2 separate regions of the Homo sapiens genome follow, and region 1 is linked to region 2. The links are chromatin loops, found by intact Hi-C in ENCODE. Cell type or tissue: ascending aorta. All regions are shown on one strand. Each heading gives the region's core, and the rest is flanking DNA. Links, peaks and the distances in the headings are about the cores only.

Evidence for each region. Peaks named below come from ENCODE experiments on the same cell type or tissue, not always from the same donor. Only the 100,000 strongest peaks of a DNase experiment are listed, where the experiment ranks them.
Region 1: a loop joins it to region 2, with 3 times the contacts of the local background. A loop is called at or near these places in 2 of 110 quality-filtered maps.

What each region holds. Positions count from the first base shown.
Region 1 is chr10:12,332,661-12,335,160 of GRCh38, reverse strand. No RefSeq gene overlaps it. Among named protein-coding and RNA genes, the nearest start is that of CAMK1D, 16 kb to the left of the region's middle. In ascending aorta, for the core only: no CTCF peak of the experiment used is centred there; DNase peaks (open chromatin) are centred at 1,370 and 2,026; H3K4me3 peaks cover 453 bases; H3K27ac peaks cover 2,500 bases.
Region 2 is chr10:12,216,469-12,223,301 of GRCh38, reverse strand. CDC123 (cell division cycle 123) reads right to left here. Exons shown (of 13, transcript NM_006023.3): 6 at 5,835-5,941. Among named protein-coding and RNA genes, the nearest start is that of CDC123, 24 kb to the right of the region's middle. In ascending aorta, for the core only: no CTCF peak of the experiment used is centred there; a DNase peak (open chromatin) is centred at 2,781; H3K27ac peaks cover 1,762 bases.

The sequences.
Region 1 (2,500 bases), core at 1-2,500, 110 kb before region 2:
TGCCCAAGATCACAAGGCTCATCAGAAAAGAGTGGAGCCTGCAATAAGTTTCCATCTGAAAGCAAAACCCGCTGTGCTGTCCTGCTCCAGAGAATGTCACTGAGAGGAGGACTGCAATGCTTCATTTTATGTGTCAACTTGATGGCACCACGGGGTAACGATGAAGTAGAAAACCCTCCCCATTGTGGGAGGGCATCGACCAATCCACTGAGGGCCTGAATAGAGCAAACAGTTGGAGGAAAGAGGAATTTGCTCCTTTTTCCCCTTCCTGGCTGATTGTTTGAGCTGGGACATCCAATTTCTCCTGCCCTGAGGTCAGGAGTTCGAGACCAGCCTGGCCAACGTGGTGAAACCCCGTCTCTACTAAAAATACAAAAACTAGCCAGGTGCGGTGGTACTTGCCTGCAGTCCCAGCTGCACAGGAGGCTGAGGCACGAGAATCACTTGAATCCGGGAGTTGGAGGTTGCAGTGAGCCGAGGTCACACCACTGCACTCCAGCCTAGGTAACAACAAAAAAAACCTTGGAAAAATGTCTAGGTCTGTATTTATCACTACTTGGTCCTGAGAGTGGCACTGAGGACAGAGATCACATCCAGAGGTTCTGTTCTGCTGCTACTAGCATGGGAAAGCCCAGTGTTCCTTGATACCAGTACAGATGTGAAGCCTTTTCCCTTCAGCTATCTGCCTTCTGCTGAGAAAGGAGAGAAGCCAGAAGCAGGTTTCCCCACCTGTCCCATGTGCACCGACCCCGCACACGCTCACCTATGACAATGTTACTCATGCCATTTCCCTAAGGCATTTAAGTCACCGGGCAATTAAAACCCAAGATGCTGGGTGTGTGGATCCAATCAGGGCAGCCTTCACAACGCCCAATTATTACCCGGAAATCCAGCATTGTTCTGGAATCCCTGAGGTTTCTTCAAGATGACACTTGCATTTCTAAGCACAGAACTCCAACTTCTTCTTCATTACCCTACCGGCCTATTTCCCAGGAAGTAAACAAGCACAATGTCATCATTCTATTCTATCCCGAACCTTCCTACAGCTCCCTGGCAGAAGGTTAGCGGGGGTTTTCTCTCTCTAGTTTGGCTGACTCAGATCTCTCCTCTCCCCCTGGTTGCCTTGAGGAGGCCGAGGTTCTAGGTTTTCTGGTTTCAAAATAAATTGGCAGAAATCTGAAATGATGCCAATACCGCCTTCCTGCCCGCAGGCAGCTGGGTCCCAGTGGGAGGTCTCTTAGCAACCAGGCTCAAATCAAATATTTGGGCGTCTGGACACATTCTGATTGGAATGAGATCATAAACAAAAACTTCTCTCTTTCCCTCAACCCAGTTACCAAGCCCCTGGGTTGCTGCCCTGCACCAGGGAAGTCCGTGACTCATGCGGAACCTTCAGTTACAGGCAGGCCCCACAATGAGACATCGCAGTCCCAGACGGCCAGGCCAGAGATCCACTTCTATTTCTGTCTTGATAGGTAGCCTTGCACAAGACATGCCAGCTTCAACTTTTTTGTGGCTGTGCCTACCTAAAACCCAAAGTTTTAATTTGATCCCAAAGTTTTAAAGGAGCTTCTGCACGCAGCTCCTTCCAGAAATCAAACTGTTCCCAGGTTCAAGGAGGCATGAGCTTCAGTTCAAGTCAGAAGCAAACCAGAAGAAACGAGGGTTTCTGAGTCCTCTCTTCCTCCATCTGCCATCTCGTCCTTCTCTCCACCTTCCCTGCAAGTGACAAATGACGCAGGGTTGAGAGAAGGGGCAGATGGATGCTAGCCAAGGGTAGTTTCACATCTTTTATTTTCCAACCTCTAATCCCAAGTTTTGTACACTCAGAAAAACAAAATACACCAATTTTGGCTTTGGTTGCTAATTTCAATTGGTATCCTTACACACAGGGGAGATTTTATCTCAGTTTTTTTTTTTTTTTTTTTTTTTTTTTTTTGAGATAAAGTCTCACTCTGTCCCTCAGGCTGGAGTGCAATGACGCGATCTTGGCTCACTGCAGACTCCGCCCAGCTAATTTTTGTATTTTTTTAGTACAGACGGGGTTTTGCCATGTTGGGTAGGCTAGTCTCGAACTCTTGAACTCAGGTGATCCACCCACCTCGGCCTCCCAAAGTGCTGGGATTACAGACATGAGCCACCATGCCCAGACATAAAACTCTATTGTATGGATATAAAAGCTGAGATAAAGTCTCCCCTGTATATAAGGATACCAATTGTCACCTTTAAAGATACCCTACCCCTTACCCTGGGGGACAAACATTGCCAGGTCCTAAATAAGCACTTAAAGAATTGAATTAGCACCCAAAACACCTGGAAAGTCATTTCTTCTTTCAGTGGTAATAAGCAAGTGGTAAATTAGGCACCACTGGTTTGCCTCCACCATGCTCTAATTTTGTGGCTTCAAGGGCGGCAGGTTGCGTAACTCCTCTCAGTCTCAGTTTCCATATCTGGAAAATGGAAATAATAGTAGTACAGACAGTCGTCTACTTACAATAAT
Region 2 (6,833 bases), core at 1,845-4,344:
GAAAAAAATAAAAATAAAATAAAATACATAAACGAATAATAATTATAATCAACACACCGTTTCTCTCGTGCTGTTCCAAATATTTTGCACACTGAAAGATGACAAATGGGCCAGGCACACTGGCTCAAGCCTGTAATCCCAGCACTTCGGGAGACCAAGGTGGGCGGATCATGAGGTCAGGAGATTGAGACCATCCTGGCTAATACGGTGAAACCCCGTCTCTACTAAAAATACAAAAAAAAATTAGCCAGGCATGGTGGCAGGCGCCTGTAGTCCCAGCTACTCGGGAGGCTGAGGCAGGAGAATGGCGTGAACCCGGGAGGCGGAGCTTGCAGTGAGCCACGATCACGCCACTGCACTCCAGCCTGGGCAACAGAGCGAGACTCCGTCTCAAAAAAAAAAAAAAGAGGACAAATGTAACATATCCAGTGATGAGCATGTCGGTCTGGGACTGTGGGAGGCAGAGGGTGCAGTGAGCCAAGATCGCATCATTGCATTTCAGCCTGGGTGACAGAGTGAGACTCTATCTTGAAAAAATTTTAAAAAAAAATTACTAAGACAAATCAAATTCCCTGACCTGCAGTCAAATGTATTTCTCCTTCATCATGAGCCCCTCAGAGAAACAATTAACAAATTTATTTTTTCACTCAGCCCTTTTTTCTAAATGCCAATTGAGTATCAAAATGTTTTCTTGTCTACTCAGCCCACTGAAGTGACAATAAAATAATGAAAGCAGCCTGTGACTCAGCAAGTTTAATAACATAGAATGTTTATATCTTGGCAAATAACACAGTCAGCAAATTTATGTGTGTCATATTTCTTTCTTTCTCTCTTTTTTGTATTTTTAGTAGAGTCAGGGTTTCACCATGTTGGCCAGGCTGGTCTCGAACTCCTGACCTCGTGATCCACCCACCTCAGCCTCCCAAAGTGCTGGGATTACAGGCGTGAGCCACCGCGCCCGGCCACATGTCATATGTCAACCTCCACTTTTTAAAGCTTTTTGTCTACAGTAACCATTTGAAGAACAGGAAAGAAAAAAGCAGTATTTTCTAGAGTACATTATAGGCAGGGAGACAGCACTAGCTGTCTACCCTCCAGGATTCCCATCTTCAGCCTGTCCAATGGAACCTGGATTGTTCAGATGCTGGGAGCATTTGTGCTTCCTGGTTCCCTCTCTAATCATTGAGATGCATGTGCTGACTCATCTAAGCAGCCACCAAGGCGTGGGCCTGGACCAGCGGATCCACATTGCCTGGGAACAGGTTAGAAATGATCTGCTTAGGCCCCCTCCAGGCCTGCTGGACCAGAAACCCTGGAGCCCAGGAACCTGTGTTTCATCTAACTCTCTGGATAACCCTGACGCATGCTTGTGTCGAGAACCTTGGTCTAACCAGGGGTGTCCAAACTTTTAGCTTCCCTGGGAAACATTAGAGGAAGAATTGTCTTGGGCCACATATAAAATACACTAACACTAATGATAGCTGATGAGCTAAAAAATAAGTAAATAAAAAATAAATAAATAAATAAATTTTAATAAAATTTATTTAAAAAATAAATTTAATAAATGAAATTTTAATAAATAAATAAATACAAATTAAAAAAATAAAAATCTCAAAAAAAATCTTACGATGTTTGAAAGTTTATGAATTTGTGTTGTGGCACATTCAAAGCCATCCCGGGCCATGGCCCACGGGCTGCTGCAGCTTGGACAAGCTTGATCTAAACGAATCACAGCAATTCTGCTCCCTTTGCCAACTACTGGATTAGGCTGGGTAACTGTGACCAATGAGGGCTGAGAGGAAGTCTCCCAGGAGGCCTCCAGGAATGCTTTACTCGTTCACATACAGAAAAGAACAAGAGGAAACAACCTATCCCTCCTGTTTCTGGTTGAGATATGGTCATGTCTTCATATGACAGATACTTGGAACTGTAGCAGCAATCTTTTAACCATTAGGTGAGAAACCCAAAGACCGAGCCACTAAGTCAAGGATGGTGGAAGGAAAGGGCCTGAAAGAGCCCTGGCGACCTTGGTGAGCCACTGAGCATTCCTAAAAATACCCAATCTCCAGGCTCCTCGTTAAATAATGTATTTTTTAAATCCCATGTGTAAGCTATTTTCGGCTTCTGTTAACTTGCAATTCTGACTGTAACATTTTTTTTTTGTCAAGTCAAGCCTCAAAATAGTATAAACAACATAATCTCATTTTTATGTTATATAAATTTATACATATTATATATAACTGTATTATATTAAATGTTCTATTATATAATATTTTAATGGGAAGTATTTTGGAAAGAATGAATCTATAACTTTTTTTTTTTTTTGAGACAAAGTCTCGCTCTGTCGCCCAGGCTGAAGTGCAGTGGCGCGATCTCAGCTCACTGCAAGCTCCGCCTCCCGGGTTCACGCCATTCTCCTGCCTCAGCCTCCCGAGTAGCTAGGACTGCAGGCGCCCGCCACCACGCCCGGCTAATTTTTTGTATTTTCAGTAGAGACGGGGTTTCACCGTGTTAGCCAGGATGATCTGGATCTCCTGACCTCATGATCCGCCCACCTCGGCCTCCCAAAGTGCTGGGATTACAGGCATGAGCCACCACACCCAGCATTTAATCTTTTAAGAGCTCTTCAAGGCCTTTGTGACAAACATTCATCTTTACTGAGTTCTATCAATAAGGAATTTTTATGTGATGGCAACACTTCCTGTTATGCAACCGATTAATTGCTAAGCAACTACCAACAGTTACTTCTAGACAAAGTGACACGTTAGTAGCGCCCAGCTAAAAGGCTGAAAGCCCAGTGCTTGGCATTTGCTCCTGCCAATTCCCAATTATTTATAATAGCAGAAGGATGGCATTTTGTGGGTAAACACTCTAAATCCAAGACCTCAAACTCACTTGCTGATTTAACTTCCTTGCCATGCAAAAGTCAAAAAGTACAAAATGCAAAACAACAGACTATTATTCATACCATCCACTGGAACATCAGTTAAACGAAGATAAAAAGCAAGACGTAGCTTAAGAGGAGGCAGCTGATCATTAAATTGCAAAGCTGATTTAAAAAAAACATCAGCCTCAGAATTAAAAGCAATTTATAGTTAGTTCTGGAAAGGCAAAAGTGTCTTCCCACACTCACTGCAACTGACACTAAAGGCATATAAAAATCCTTATAAGGGCCAGGCACAGTGGCTCACGCTTGTAATCCCAGCACTTCAGGAAGCCAAGGCGGGCGGATCACGAGATCAGGAGTTCAAGACCAGCCTGACCAACAAGGTGAATCCGCTTCTCTACTAAAAATACAAAAATTAGTTGGGCATGGCCGGGTGCGGTGGCCCACGCCTGTAATTCCAGCACTTTGGGAGGCCTAGGCAGGCGGATCACGAGGTGAGGAGATGGAGACCATCCTGGCTAACGTGGTGAAACACCGTCTTTACTAAAAATACAAAAAAAAATTAGCTGGGCGTGGTAGCCATGCGCCTGTAATCCCAGCTACTTGGGAGGCTGAGGCAGAAGAACTGCTTCAACCCAGGAGGCGGAGGTTGCAGTGAGCCAAGATTGCACCACTGCACTCCAGCCTGGGCGACAGAGTGAGACTCCGTCAAAAAAAAAAAAAACCATTATCAGTTGAATTATCAAGTAGACAGCATTTTCAGTGTAACATATTTTAAGACCTCTTAAAGCATTAGATGTCAAAAAGCTTTACAATGGAAAAAAGAGCCACAACTTTGTTCTATTTTTCAGAGGGTATCTCCTAGAATGAAAATACTACTGGTTACTAAAACAGGCTACCAACACCTGTGCCAACACAACCAGAGGGTTGACAATTAAATGTCAAAACAATACTTGCTCAGGCACAGAAGGATCACTTGAGACCAGGAGTTTGAGACCAGCTTGGGCAACATAGTGAGACCCCATCTCTATTAAACACACACACACAGACACAGACACACAGACACACACCACACACACACACTTTTTTCTATAAAACTAGAAATACCAATACAAGTAAAATCCTTATACAATAAACATGTAATACGATGTAACACAACCACACTCACTGATTACTTAACTTCCCTTTCTTGAATTAATATAATACTACAACCTTATGTCCAAGCTGCAGAGCTCACACGCCAGAGTTGATGCACGACCGACACGTAGTGAACTTAAGTTATTCATGCCACGATCCACTTCAAAAAAAGGATTTGAGTCTGACATGGAACGAACTGGCAGGACAAACTCAACTGGACAGGGCGGAAGTGGCATGCTTATGCAAGATTTTCACTCTCATGCTCCTGCTTCTAGGTTCTGGGATATGCTTTAAAGACCAGTTTAAAGATGAGTTTACCTGAGATAACTGGTCTGTTTAAGATGCAACAGGAAGAAAAACCTAGAAAAATAGCTGCTATTTGAAGACAACAAAAGAAGCATAAAGAGAGCACCTGCGGCTCAGCAGGGCAGGTATTCCGTCCACCTACAACGCTGACTGCACTGTCAAATTCTTTAGCTATAGAGTGACTGGCAAAAGGAAAGAAATACAGCAATTCCACTTCTAGAAACTTATCCTAAGGAGAAAATTAGGGGAGTGCACAAAGAGTTAGCTCAAGGATATTCATTGCAGCTCTGGAAGAACAGAGGGTAGGTCAAATATGTCATGGTACAGCTCTCCAGAGGCGCAGCACTAAGGGAATGGAAAATAATGAATTTAGACACGCAATGATGTCACACTGGTAAGTGCAAAAGCAGCCCACTAAGAAATATAAACCACAGGCTTGGCGTGGTGGCTCACACCTGTAAGCCTAACACGTTGGGAGGCCAAGGCAGGCAGATCACAAGGTCAGGAGTTCGAGACCAGCCTGGCCAATATGGTGAAACCCTGCCTCTACTAAAAATATAAAAAATTAGCCGGGTGTGGTGGTGCATGCCTGTAGTCCCGGCTACTTGGGAGGCTGAGGCAAGAGAATCGCTTGAACCCAGAGGTTGCACTGAGCTGAGATCGTGCCACTGCACTCCAGCCTGGGAGACAGAGTGAGACCCTGCCTCAAAAAAAAAAAAAAAAAGAAAAAAAAAGAAATACAAACTATAGGATCCCATTAAAAAAATCTGTATATAGGTAGAGATAGATGTATTTATATTATATTTATCTATAGATAGAATTCTAGAAATATAATAACCAATTGTGGCAAGATCATGAGTGCTTTTGTTTTTGTTTGTTTTGAGATGGAGTCTCGCTCTGTCGCCCAGGCTACAGTGCAGTGGCACGCAATCTCGGCTCACTACAAACTCCGCCTCCCGGGTTCAAGCCATTCTCCTGCCTCAGCCTCCCGAGTAGCTGAGACTATAGGCACGTGCCACCACGCCCGGCTAATTTTTTGTATTTTTAGTAGAGACGGGGATTCACTATATTGGCCAGGCTGGTCTTGAACTCCTGACCTCAGGTGATCCACCTGTCTTGGCCTCCCAAAGTGCTGGGAATCCCAGGCGTGAGCCACCGCGCCCGGCCATGAGAGCTTTTATATTTCCTGTTTTTATTTAGCTGTAATCCCTAATTTTGCTTTTCTATGATAAATATTTATCAGTTTTATAATAGAAAAAAAATTACTGAAATGTTTAATGGGCAGAGACGCAGGAAGTCCTTAACATTTTCAGATATTCATTATACACCATTTTCTATAAAGGGAAAAGAAAGATTTGCTTTAACAGGTCATTTTGGCAATATGAAATAGCTTTGTTATATGGAGCTATGATTTATAATAGTACTATAAGTAATGGAATTTCATCTATAGAGAAATTTGCACAAATACTGAAACTATTGACATGAGAGAATAAGAGATACTTACGGCTGAGTGAAGTCACGAGTGATGAAATCGGAACTCTTGAAAAGCAGAAAGATGTCGCTGAGGGTTTTACATTTCAGAGAACTATTCATTGCTATCCAATACGCATCCTAAAGAATGAAGCACATGCTATTTAGTCCATATTCCATGTTGGCTGCTATGAATGCTCAGGCCTATAACAAAATCAATAATGCATATCACTTCAAGGGTTTAAGGAAGAAAGTCAAGTAAATTTAAGCAGTACTGTCAAATGTTAAATTATGCTTAACAACAAAAAGCGTCACCACTGCATTTCAGACACTTGGTTATGAACACTGAGATGTCAGGGTCCTCACATTTCAGCCCAGGCCTAAGTACTTCCCAGTGTTTTTCTTACTGATAATAGAAGAGAAGAAAATGAGGTATCAGAAACATCGACATTTTGGCTACAAGATTAAGGTAGTAAAGAAATAGCCTGACCAGCTACTCTCCAAGAAAAGAGAGATCAATTTCCACTCTTCCCGTTTCTGGGGAGTGGCAGCCAAACACTTGAACTTTGGCGGCTGGAGCAGTTACACCCCACGTCTATCAAATCTGAAAGAGAAGGAGGTGAGCTATTCTGAACCACTACAACTTTAAATGGTGAATGTCTCATACATAAGAACAAAAGATGGGAAGGCAAATGCAAAGCAGGCACAAAGCTCAGTGGAACATGCCTAAAAATTACAGAATAATTAAGTCATTTAAAAAATACAACTCTCCCACAGACAGATCAGACACAGGATATAACAGAATTTTGAGAAAACTAACAGTTGCAAACCACTATCCAGTTATCCACACTACATGGAAGAAAAGTACTAAAATATTTGAAAACAGCTACCTCTGGGGAGTAGGAAATGGTGAAGTAAAATAGGTGTCAAGACCTGCTGATTTTCATGGCAAGCTTCCAAATCTATTTGAAATTTTAAATTCTGTACATGTAGAGTATAATTAATTTTTAGAAGTAAAAACAAAAAAGAAAAA